2 separate regions of the Homo sapiens genome follow, and region 2 is linked to region 1. A link is a contact called in ENCODE Hi-C data. All regions are on one chromosome and are shown on one strand. The core of a region is the stretch at or near the end of the contact, and the rest is flanking DNA. Distances in the headings are between cores, read along the strand shown.

Region 1 (6,372 bases), core at 1,626-4,125:
TCTTCTACTGCTATCCCTTAAATATTGGTGCACTGTACCACCTAGCATTACAACCTTCATCCTCTTATCTTCTCATCCTACACATTCTCCTGAGTGATCATGCCACTCACATACATGTTGATGTCTATCAAATCTATCTCTATAGGCCAGCTACTGCTACCCAACTGGACATCTGTATAGACACCTCCTCCTGGACAGTTCCACCTAGATATCTCATAGGCACTTCAAACCCCACACATTGAAAACAGACCTCAATACTTTTTCTCCCATGTCTGTCCCTTCATTCATTCTTCCAACAAATTGACTATTTCCTATGTGCCAGGCACCATCCTACAGGCTGAGGATACAGATTAGCTAAGACAGACAAGGTCCTTGCCAACAAAGAGCTCACAGGTCAGGGTGGGAAAGACAGACCACAAACAAACGAATATACAAATGTGAACAGATGCAGAAGTGATGTAAGCAGTGGAGTCTGAGGAATTACTTTACGTTGCATGGTCAGAAAGCCTCACTGTAAAACTGACAATCAGAAGGAAGAGCATCTGAAGTGGAGAGAATGACTAGGGCCAGGGTCCTGGGACTGGCACAAGCTTGGCATTTTCAAGGAACCAAATGAAATCAGTATATACTGGAGCATAGAAAGCTAATAGTACAAGATAAAGTCAGTGAAGCATGCAGGAGCTAAAGCATGAGGGCTTGGGAACTTTGGTAGGGAATTTATTTAAATAACATAAATGCAGCCGGGTGCGGTGGCTCATGCCTGTAATCCCAGCACTTTGGGAGGCCAAGGTGGGTGGATCACGAGGCAAGGAGATTGAGACCATCCTGGCTAACATGGTGAAACCCTGTCTCTACTAAAAATACAAAAAATTTGCTAGGCGTGATGGCCCACACAATGGAAAGCTGCTAGAGGATTTTTTTTTTTCCCTGAGACAGAGTCTTGCTCTGTCACCCAGGCTGGAGTGCAGTGGTGCGATCTCAGCTCACTGCAACCTCTGCCTCCTGGGTTCAAGCGATTCTCCTGCCTCAGACTCCCAAGTAGCTGGGGTTACAGGCATACAGGCATGCGCCACCGCACCCAGCTAATTTTTGTATTTTTAGTAGAGATGAGGTTTTACCATATTGGCCAGTCTGGTCTTGAACTTCTGACCTCATGATCTGCCTGCCATGGCCTCCCAAAGTGCTGGGATTACAGACGTGAGCCACCACTCCTGGCCTCTGCTAGAGGATTTTAATTGACAATACCCTTAATTTGCACTTTGACAGAAGCACTTTCTCTGTTTTGTGAGAATGTATTATATCTGACTGGGCGCAGGTGTACAGGTGGGTGTGAAGGGCCAGTGTCGATGTAGAGCTACCACATGGGAGAATGCTGCATTCACCTAGGTAAGACACCTGTTCTAGTGAATGGCAACCATCCACACAGCTGCCCAAGCAAGGCATTCTGTATATCCGTCTCAAGGTCTCTCGACCTCTAATTCTTTCCACCATGAATCAAGAGATTTTCCAGAAGGAGAACTCTTATCAAGATACTCTCCTGTTGAAAATCCTTCAAAGGTTCCTCACTGCCTACAAGATGACTTCTTAACACAGCTTCAAGTCTTCTGCTTCCTTCTGATCACCTGTGTTCTCTCCCTCAGGTCTGCTCCTTGAAAAAAGCAGTTTGGTCTGCTTTCTTTTGCCTGGACCCATTATGTGCTCTCAAAACCCCCTGGACCTACCCTTGTCATTGCACTTGTCGTACCCAGTGTTGACTTGTGTACCTTCTCCAACTAGATTAGGCAGTAAAAGTTTTATTCAGACCGTATCTTTAACGTCCAACACTGGGAATAACGCGCAGTATCCTCCTCAGTGTCTGCTGTAAGAATGATGAATTCACTTTTTTTTTTGAGACACCGTCTCACTCTGTCACTCAGGGTGGAATGCAGGAGGTTGCCCACTGCAACCTCTGCCTCCCAGGCTCAAGTGATTTTTCGGCCTCAGCCTCCCGAGTAGCTGGGACCACAAGGGCGCGCCACCACGCCTGCTAATTTTTGTATTTTTGATAGAGACGGGGTTTCGCCACGTTGCCCAGGCTAGTCTCAAACTCCTGAGCTCAGGAGATTCACCCGCTTCGGCCTCCTAAAGTGCTGGGATTACAGGAGTAAGCCACCGCGCCCGGCTGGATTCACTTTCTTACCGAGAACTCTAAGAAGGAGCCACCGCCTAATAACGTATTTCTGAAGGCAAAAGTCCGGATAGCAGCTTTATTTCTGACACTGCCATCCGTCGGCCTGTGGTACAGCTTTCTAGTGGGCAACCCCATCCTTTTGGTAAGCAACTACTGCCTCCGTGTCAGACGCTCTGCGGCTGACAGAATTAGAGACAGTCCCCGCCCCAGATTGCTCCCCTCGCTGCAGCAGGGGATAGTTCGCTGAAGAACAGGGATCATTGTATGACTTCAGGAGAATGCGAGCTTTGGCCCAGGGTGCACAAATCATTAAGGCTCAGGCCACTCCGACTTCTCCGCCCAAGTCCAGGGACCTCTCGAGGTGCTGAAATCCCCTCAGCCTGACCAATGCTCTTTGACCAACGCTGGTAGTTCTGGGCGCTGGTCACACCTATGGACTACTGGCCCTCCCCTTCCCATTGCACCCCATCTCTGACCCTGCAAGACCCGGGACCGCTGACCTCGGACCCCTTGCCCTATTTCTCAGCCCTTTGGCCACTCTTACTCCGTCTTACATTTTCTTGGCCACATCCGTCTCCCGGAACTGCTCCTTCACCATGATGACCGCTGCCGGGACGCCTCCTTGGCACTCGGGAGGCCAGATTAGAGAAACGATGCCCCCAGCACCTCCTGGGGCTGCTTCTGGACTCGCCGCTAACACATCTGCGGCATCCTCTCGGCCACCGTAGAGTGTCCCACGTGTCCGCTTCCTCTTCCGCTACTCGCCCGCGCGTCTGTCTGTCAAGAGAGACTTCCGGCATGCCTTTTTTTTTTTTTTTTTTCCCTTTCCCCGCACCGTCACCTGGTGGCGCTTACTGGAAGCCGCACCGAGGCGTGTGCTGTATTTTAAAAATCCCATTTCTGGTCAATTTCTCCACGTAATCAGACACCCGCAGAGAAACTGCATATAACTCTTTGCCTCAAGGCTTTTAGACAAGCAGAGGGCCAAAACTTGCATAAAATGGAAAATCATCATCATTAACATCAGTACCATCTAAATTAAGAGCTTCTAATTGTTTTAAGGGAAGGTGGAAGCTAAAATGAACCGGCCCATCCAACAGAGGGCACTATCTGTGGAGGACCAACAAAGGAAAACAGAGCGGAAAATATGGGCGCACATGTGCCTCCAGTTCATGAAGTTATTTGGAGGGAGGGGGGAAGAATTAAACTTACATTATTGATTACAAAAACAGTTGAAAATCTGTTAGAGTGAAAACAGCCATGGTAATCTACAGAAGAAAAGGGAGAATGGAAAGTAAAGATCATTCATGTCTTGAAATAAGTTGTCTACAGTCTGTGAGAACTTGTGGGAGGTGATCCTAGTGTGATATATTAGTGCATGAGCCTAGCAAGGAAATCACATCACCACAGGGCTTAGCGCTTAGAATTAGAACTAAGTCCTCATTATTTGTGAGAAACTCAAAACAGAACTTAACAAAAGTGTTTAACAACTTTCAATTTTTAAGAAGGGACGCTATCTCATTTTCAGACGCCATGGATCCTCACTAGCAAAACACAATGTCACAGACAAACGAGGCATATCAGGTTTTTCTAACTCATTTCGGTACTCCATCACTTAATCATGAAATAATGTTGACTATATATATATATATATATATATATATATAGTCAACATTATGGGTTTTTTTTGTTTTTTTTTTTTTTTTTTTTTTGAGACGGAGTCTCGCTCTGTCGCCTAGACTGGAGTGCAGTGGCGAAATCTCGGCTCACCGCAACCTCCGCCTCCCGGGTTCAAGCGATTCTCCTGGCTCAGCCTCCCGAGTAGCTGGGACTACAAGCGCCCGCCACCACGCCCAGCTAATTTTTGTATTTTTAGTAGAGACGGGGTTTTACTATGTTGGCCAGGCTGGTCTCGAATCCCTGACCTCGTGATCCGCCCGCCTCAGTCTCCCAAAGTGATAGGATTACAGGTGTGAGCCACCACACCCGGCTCTGATGTTTACAATATTATACCAACAAGGGTTGGATCGTGTGTGACTTATCTAGAGGTTAAGAGCAAAAGTTATGAAATCACAGTGCCATCATGGGAGTCTAGCTTTCACCATTTAAAGTTGTGTAGGCAGCCAGGCGTGGTGGCTCACGCCTGTAATCCTAGCACTTTGGGAGGCCAAGGTGGGCGGATCACCTGAGGTCAGGAGTTCGGGACCAGCCTGGTCAACATGGTGAAACCCCATCTCTACTAAAAATACAAAAATTAGCTGGGGTTGGTGGTGTGCGCCTGTAATCCCAGGTACTCGGGAGGCTGAGGCAGGAGAATCGCTTGAAGCTGGGAGGTGGAGGTTGCAGTGAGCCGAGACCATGCCATTGCACTGCAGCCTGGGCGACAAGAGTGAAACTCCATCTCAAAAATAAAAAAAAATAAAAAATAAAGTTGTGCAGGCCGGGCGCGGTGGCTCACGCCTGTAATCTCAGCACTTTGGGAGGCCGAGGTGGGCAGATCATGAGGTCAGGAATTTGAGACCAGCCTGACCAATATGGTGAAACTCCGTCTCTACTAAAAAATACAAAAATTAGCCTGGTGTGGTGGCGCATTCCTGTAATTCCAGCAACTCAGGAGGCTAAGGCAGGAGAATCGCTTAAATCCGGGAGGCGGAGGTTGCAGTGAGCCAAGATTGTGCCACTGCACTCCAGCCTGGGCAACAGAGCAAGACTCTGCCTCAAAAAAAAAAAAAAAAAAAATATATATATATATATATATAGATATAGATATAGATATATGTGTATATATACACATACGTGTATATATACACGTATATAAAGTGTGAACTTGGGAAAGTTATTTAATCTTATTGTGTGTTAGTTTCCCCATTTATAACATGGGTGAGTAATATGTATCCTATTTCTTAGAGTCAATGGGAAGGTTAAATAGCAAAATGAAGGTAAAAGTAATTAGAATGTAACAGGCACATTACAATCACTCAATAAATATTCTTCTGCCTCAGCCTCCCGAGTAGCTGGGACTACAGGTGCGCACCACCATGCCTGGCTAATTTTTGTATTTTTAGTAGAGACGGGGTTTCACCATATTGGCTAGGCTGGTCTTGAACTCCTGACCTCGTGATCTGCCTGCCTCGGCCTTCCAGAGTGCTGGGATTACAGGCATGAGCCACCGTGCCCAGCCGGCTGACTATTTTCTTAAGAATAAGGATAGTTGGTCACCTCGGGAGGCTGAGGCAGAAGAATCGCTTGAACTTGGGAGGCGGATGTTGCAGTGACCCGAGATCCCGCCACTGCACTCCAGCCTGGGTGACAGAGCGAGATGCGGTCTCAAAAAAAAAAAAAAAAACAAAAAACGAAAAAAAAGAAAAATAGTCGGCCGGGGACGGTGGCTCACGCCTATAATCCCAGCACTTTGAGAGGCCGAGGCGGGGGCGGATCACTTGCGGTCAGGAGTTGGAGACCAGCCTGGCCAACATGGTGAAACCCCGTCTCTCCTAAAAATACAAAAATTAGCTGGGCATTGTGGCGCAGGCCTGTAATTTTAGTTACTCTGGAAGCTGAGCCAGGAGAATCGCTTGAATCCGGGAGGTCGAGGTTGCAGTGAGCCGCGATGAAGCCATTGCTCTCCAACCTGGGTGACAAGAGCTAGACTCTGTCTCAGGAAAAAAAAAAAAAGAAAATAGGAAAGCTGCCCGCAAAGCCTGCACCTTGGACACCTCGTCTGCACTAACATTTGGGAAATTCTTCTTATTATTTCTCCGGAACATATATATTTACATTCTTTACATGTCTGTTTCACGTTAAAGAAAATATTTCTGGAGCAATCAATTTTTTTTTCCTTTTTTTTTTTTTTTTTCTGAGACGGAGTTTCGCTCTTATTGCCCAGGCGGAGTGCAATGGTGCGATCTCGGCCCACTGCAACCTCCGCCTCCCGGGTTCAAGCGATTCTCCTGTCTCAGCCTCCCAGATAGCTGGGATTAGAGGCATGCACCACCACGCCCGGCCAATTTTTTTTTTTTTGTAGTAGAGACGGGGTTTCGCCATTTTGCCCAGGCTGGTATCGAACTTCTGACCTCAGGTCATCTACCTGCTTCGGCCTCCCAAAGTGTTGGGATTATAGGCGTGAGCCACTGCCCCTGGCTTCCAATTTTTTTTTCCTTTTTTTTCTTTTCTTTTTTTTTTTTTTCTGAGACGGATTTTCG
Region 2 (6,372 bases), core at 1,349-3,848, 2.2 Mb after region 1:
AGTTGTGAAGTTAGAAGGCACGCAGTTTAAGGAGCGAGACAGGCAGACAAGAGCAAGAGATTAGTTGCCCGAAAAGTTTAGAAAATGCTTACTACATATAGTTATGTACTATAACTACACATCCCCTTTCCAGGAAACTGCCAATTTGCAACAGCGTAATAAAAGCTCTGATAAATCCTGTAACAAAAGTGCCTGCTTAACTCTATCCTCAAATTTCCCAAACTAATTAGGCCATAATAGTAGTTACCATTTATTAAATGCTTACTATGTGCCAGGCACTGTTAAGTGCTTCACACGGAACTGAACTTTATAACAACCCTATGAGGCAAATACTAAAATTATCCTTCTCATATCAGAAATGAAGACTGAGGGACAGAGAGGCTGTGTAACTTGCTCAAGGTTATAGCTATTGAATGGCTGAGCCAGGCAGTCTGCTTCCAAAGCCCAGACTTTACCACTACACTATACTTCCTCACAGAGCCCACTGGCCCCAGGGACTAGTATTTTAAGAACAGAGCTTTAGAAACACTGGTATGATGAAATAGCATGGAATTCAGAATCAGGATACCTGGCTTCTAAGTCCGGTTTCACTGTATGAAACTTCATTACATACTTCATTAAAGGTACTTCATTAAAGTACTTCATTAAAGGCAATGGAGGATGGTGAGAAGAACACAGACTCTGAAGCCAGACTACCCAGGTTCACATCCTAGTCCTGCTCCCCACCAGCAACGCGATCTTGACAGTTTACGAGACCTTTCTGCACCTCAGTTTTCCCCATCTGTAAAATGGGGATATTAACAGTTTAATACCAAGTTTGTTCCCATTATATCATGTAACATATCATGACATCCTGTTTCTCCAAAACAAAATAAGAAAGAGAGGACCCTGGGCTATTTGATAATGCCCAGGATGAGAACTGTGGGGACTGAAGGGGGAAGGAGGGGGGTAGGAGAGAAACACGGAACTGGGGAGGGTCAGGGCAGTGTGACAGGTGGAGGATGGGAGTGGGGAGCACACTGGCATGGCTGTGTTGGATTTTCCAGCCTCCCAATAGAGAAAGCACCAACAGGAAATTGGCGCTGTTTTCTTTCCATCCCCTCCACGTGCCTGGGTGTATGGGGGCCTGCTCCACTCCAAGAGTAGAGGGGACAGCGAAGGCAAGACTGATGGTGGAGGGAGGCCACCGGGCAGGGAGATATGAAAGACCCTCGGAGAGTAAACCTGCCTGGGAGAGGGACCCGCAGAGGCAGGGCCTCAGCCTGCATGAAGCTCCAACCCTGCGGGCACCAGAGCCTGTCCTCAGAATTTTCACTGAGGTGTGGCATGGATGGGGCCATCTTCTCTCCTCCTGCCTGCCTCTCCAGACCAGGTGCTGAGAAGGGGGATGGGGGCAAGTGAGGAGGAACTCACTTTCCATACAACGCAGACCGAGAGCACACAGCGTCACACGCAGATCTCTCCGTCACGCTCCTCCATGGCAGGCTTCCCTGGAAGCCAGGCCACTCCTCTTTGTGGGCAGAGTCACCTCTGAGGCCTGCCCACACCAAACAGGCTCACATAAGAGCCAATGCTCAGTCAAATGCTGAGTCCAATTCAGAATTTCTGAGGAGTGGAAAGTGGGCAGCAGAGGAAGAAAGTGACAGAGACACAGTGCTAATATCTGGCTGCCTCGCAGGCCAGCACGTGATGGGCACTCAGGTCCTGGAGGACGCTGAGGTTCTTGCAACAGACACAGTGGCAGTGACAGAAAAAGCCCCCCACCCAAGTCCTGACTCCAAAGTGTGGCCAGGACCTGCTATAGTTTGAATACTTCTGTCTCCCCAAAATTCATTTATTGAAATCCCAACTCCCAGTGTGATGACATTTGGAGGCGGGGCCTCTGGAAGGTTATGAGGTTGGAGTCCTCATGAATGGGATTCATGGCCTTATAAAAGAGATCCCAGAGGGCCCAACCCTTTCCACCATGTGGGGACACAGGGAGAAGGTGCTATCCTATTTGTGAACCAGAAAGTGGGCCCTCACCAGACACTGAGTCTGCTGGCACCTTCATCTTCAACTTCCAGCCTCCAGAACTGTGAGCAATGTACTTCTGTTGTTTATAAGCCACCCGGTCTATGATATTTTATTACAGCAGCTTGAACGGATTTAGACGGAACCTAAGGATGCACGCGCATGTGCGCGCGTGCACACACACACACACACACACACACTCTCTCTCTCTCTCACACACTCCCAAAAAGGGAAACAGTGGGTTGTGTTTATAAGTGCAGGTGGCAGGGGCGGGGAGGAGACACAGGTCTCTGTCTTTGTTTACCCACTTCCGCAAGGGGAAGCCACCGCCAGTTACACCACCTGAGCAGAGGGAGCTTCTGCCAGGGCCCGCCTAGGAGGGACCAGCAAAACAATGGTAGTGAGCTGATGTCAATTGGGCACAAGTCCCAGGGTGGCTGAGGCTTCCCTGTCAATCCCACCCCTCTTAGCTGTCAGGTCACTCCAGTTACTGCAAAGTCCAACCCAGCTTCTCCCAGATCTCCTGGGCCCACAGGGATGTGCCACACCCCAAGTCCTGTGGTAGTTACTATCTACAAGACAACCCTTGCAGCAGCTCTGCCGGAAGGAAGCAGAAACTTCTCTAAACCCTTCCCTCATTTTGCAGTGGGAGGTAAAGGGAAGCTCTGCAGCTCCAAGACACTGGGCCTGAGCCTCACTGACATTGGCTTTCACAATGTCTACCCCTAGATTCTTGGCAGGCTTCTACCACCCCCAATTACTCTCTCTCACACACTCTAAACCAGCTCCCCCATCTTTTCACGGCCCACACTCCCCCGTCAAGGGCCCCAAACATCACAGGACAGTCACAAGGGACTTCTCAATTCTGCTGCATGAGTTTTACCGCAGCCCACACAGCTCTGATATCATCTTCTAACACTGCTGCTAGGCCACTGGGATGGTACACAGGGTTTGGAGTCCAGTGACAATGATTCCATTCTAGCTCTACCTCTTGTTAGCTGTGTGACCCTGGATATATAGATTGACCACTCTGAGCCTTTCTCCTCACCTGTGAAAAGAGGAAAAATGCATCCATCTCATTACACAGCTGTGAGAATGTAGTATTCTCACATATATATATATATATATATATATATATATAGCACTACAACAGGTATTAGCACACAGCAGGTGCTCAGTTAATTTTAACTTAGTCCCTAGGAGGCATTAGCCTGGAGCCAAGGTCTGGTTCCTAACGCAACTGCTTGCTGTGTGACCCCCCTGGGCAACTTAACCTCTCCGAACCTCCATTCTATCTGCAAAGACCTGATGTACCCCACCTACCTTGGATTACTATGAGGACTAAAAGTAAAAAGAACAGGAACGCGCTTTGTAAAGCAGGACACAGTTATCTTCACTCTGTGACCAACACGCCTAGTGGCCAAAGAAGCCAGGCTCTGACATTTCGAGAGGGAGAAAAGGGTCACAGATCCTGGGCACACACTAAACTCAGGTGTCAGGCTCCCGCCAGGGGACCAGCCCAGCCCACACAGTGAGGGGAGTGTCCAGCCAACCCTTAGGGTCCCGGGGCCTCAGGAAAATGCTGGTAAGGGGAGGGGTAGAGGGAGGGCTTTTCAGAGCCTGAAACTCAGCTACCATCAGCTTCTCTGATTAGGTCCCTCAAAGACATCCCCGGTACCTGTGAATGCGTTACTTTAGGTGGCAAAAGGGACTGTCCTGAGGTGATTAGGGTTACCCGCCATGAAATGGGGAGACTAGCCTAGATTATCCGGGTGGGCCCAATCCAGTGAGAAGCGTCCTTCAAAGCAGAGAGCCTTTGTTGCTGGGTTAAGGATGAAAAGGAAGAATAAGAAGGACAGAGTCCAAGCATGAGAGGGATTCCACCCATGGAGGAAAAGGGCCAAGTGCCACGGAACTCAAATGGCCTCTAAAGCTGGAAAGGGCAAGGAAGCATTCACCTCTAGGGCCACCAGACAAAGACACAACCCTGCCAACACCTTCATTTTAGCACCATGAGATCCAAAAGACCCTGAGATAAAACTGTAAAGATAAAAAAACCATGTGGTAAAATAGTGCAGCCACTATGGAAAACAGTATGGAGATTCCTCAAAAAATTAAACATAGAACTACCATACGATCCAGCAATCTCACTCCTGGGCATACAGGCCGAGTACCTCTCATTCAAAATGTGTGGGATCAGCAATGTTTCAGACATTGTGGTCTTCAGACCAGATGACTTCAGATTTTGGAATACTGGCATCATACTTACCATTGTGTATCCAAAATCCAAAAATCCAAAATCCAAAATGCTTCAATGAGCACTTCCTTTGAGCGTCATGTTGGAGCTCACAAAGTTTCGGACTTTGGAACATTTCAGATTTGGGATACTCAACCTATATACCTAAAGGAAATGAAAGCAGGGACTCCAACAGACATTTGTATACCCATGTTCATAGCAGCCTCATTCACAGTAGTCAAAAGGTGGAAACAACTCAAGTGCCCATTGATGGATGAATGGATAAACAAAACAAGATCTCCACATAAAAAGAGAATATCATTCAGCCTCAAAACAGAAGAAAACTGACATATGCTACAATGTGGATAAATCTTCAACACATTATGCTAAATGAAACAAGCCAGGCACAAAAGAACAAATACTTCTGATTCCACCTATATGAAGTCTCCAAAGGAGTCAAATTCCTAAGGACAGAAAGTAGACTGCTGTTGGCCAGGGCTCAGGTAAGAGGGAATGGGGAGTTTACATTTCCTGAGTACAGAGTCAGTTTGGGAAGATGAGAACCTTCTGGAGATGCATCGTAATGACTGTTGCACAACGAAGTGAATGTATTTAACACCACTGAACTGCACACCTAACAGTGGGTAAAATGGTAAATTTTACGTTGTGTATATTTTTACCACAAAAAGAGTTGCATGGTTTTAAGCCACAAGTTTGTGGTAATTTGTTACAGCAGTAATTGAAAACTAATTATTGAAAACTATTTGAGGTGATGGATATATTAACTAGTTTGCTTTATTTCACATTGTATTCATAGATTATAACATCACTTTGTACTCCATAAATTTACATAATTATAAATGTTAATTTACAATAAATTTTTTTTTTTTTTTTTTTGAGACGGAGTCTCGCTCTTTTGCCCAGGCCGGACTGCAGTAGCCCTATCTTGGCTCACTGCAAGCTCCACCTCCTGAGTTCATGCCGTTCTCCCGCCTCAGCCTCCTGAGTAGCTGGGATCACAGGCGCCCGCCACCGCGCCCAGCTAGTTTTTTGTATTTTTAGTAGAGACAGGGTTTCACCATGTCAGCCAAGATGGTCTCGATCTCCTGACCTCGTGATCCGCCTGCCTTGGCCTCCCAAAGTGCTGGGGTTACAGGCGTGAGCCACCACGCCTGGCCAAAAAATTTTTAAAGAAAACTATTGGCCAGGCACGGTGGCTCACGCCTGTAACCCCAGCACTTTGGAAGGCCAAGGTGGGCGGACTGCATGAGGCCAGGAGTTTGAGACCAGCCTGGGCAACATAGTGAGACCCTGTCTCTACTAAAAATACAAAAATTGGCCAGGCACAGAGACTCATGCCTATAATCCAAGCACTCTGGGAGGCTGAGGCAGGCGGATCACCTGAGGTCAGGAGCTTGAGACCAGCCTGGCCAACATGGCAAAACCCCATCTCTACTAAAAATACAAAATTAGCTGGGTGTGGTGGCATGCACCTGCAATCCCAGCTACTCGAGAGGCTGAGGCAGGAGAATTACTTGAACCCGGGAGGTGGAGGCTGCAGTGAGCCGAGATCATGCCATTGCACTCCAGCCTGGGCAAAAAGAGCAAACCTCTGTCTCAAAATAAAATAAAATTAAAATTCAAAAATTAGCCAGGCATGGTGGCACGTGCCTGTAGTCCCAGCTACTCAGGAATTGCTTAAACCCAGGAGCTACAGGTTGCAGTGAGCCGAGATTGTGCTACTGCACTCCGGCCTGGGTGACAGAGTGAGACTCTGTCTCAAAAAACAAAAACAAACAACAACAAAAAAAACTTTAAAGAAAACTAATATATACAGTGACCATTCCTTCTCTTTCCTTCCAGATCCTTCTATGGCATTCTCTTTCCAAAGGCCTCTGTTCTCTTTGCATAAGAGCTCTGTGAACATGTCTACCTAACTCAGCCAGCTTTCTTCAACAAGGGAAATATTAAACCACCAAGACTACAAAAAAAACCCTTTCCAACGGCACAAGGAGGAACCAGGTGCTCGCCTCTCCCATGTGTCGGGAACAGGCTCGGCACAGGTGTGCTAACTTGAATTACCAATCAACATGAGTCACCAGGGGACTTGGGCCCTCAGTGGC

The links. A loop is a pair of places that touch in the nucleus more often than their neighbours do. Pooled maps may share reads with other maps.
Region 2: a map of CD4-positive, alpha-beta T cell shows a loop between it and region 1 (9-fold over the local background). The contact joins the enhancer-like site here to the promoter of POLR3A in region 1. A Hi-C loop is called at or near these places in 2 of 168 maps with a recorded cell type or tissue (CD4-positive, alpha-beta T cell and naive thymus-derived CD4-positive, alpha-beta T cell), 1 of 37 single-sample maps with no recorded cell type and 9 of 50 pooled maps.

The regions. Positions count from the first base shown.
Region 1 is chr10:78,026,640-78,033,011 of GRCh38, forward strand. It overlaps POLR3A (RNA polymerase III subunit A), which reads right to left and starts at 2,876. Exons shown (of 31, transcript NM_007055.4): 1 at 2,725-2,876. The coding sequence starts at 2,768. RefSeq lists an enhancer at 2,796-3,045.
Region 2 is chr10:80,185,358-80,191,729 of GRCh38, forward strand. All of the region lies in intron 1 of ANXA11 (annexin A11), which reads right to left. Among named protein-coding and RNA genes, the nearest start is that of ANXA11, 17 kb to the right of the region's middle. RefSeq lists enhancers at 787-1,287, 2,928-3,027. Within about 2 kb of position 2,599, at least 26 of the 41 ENCODE cell types and tissues checked have a DNase peak (open chromatin) inside an H3K27ac peak, as active enhancers do; they include CD4-positive, alpha-beta T cell, where a contact is called at or near this core.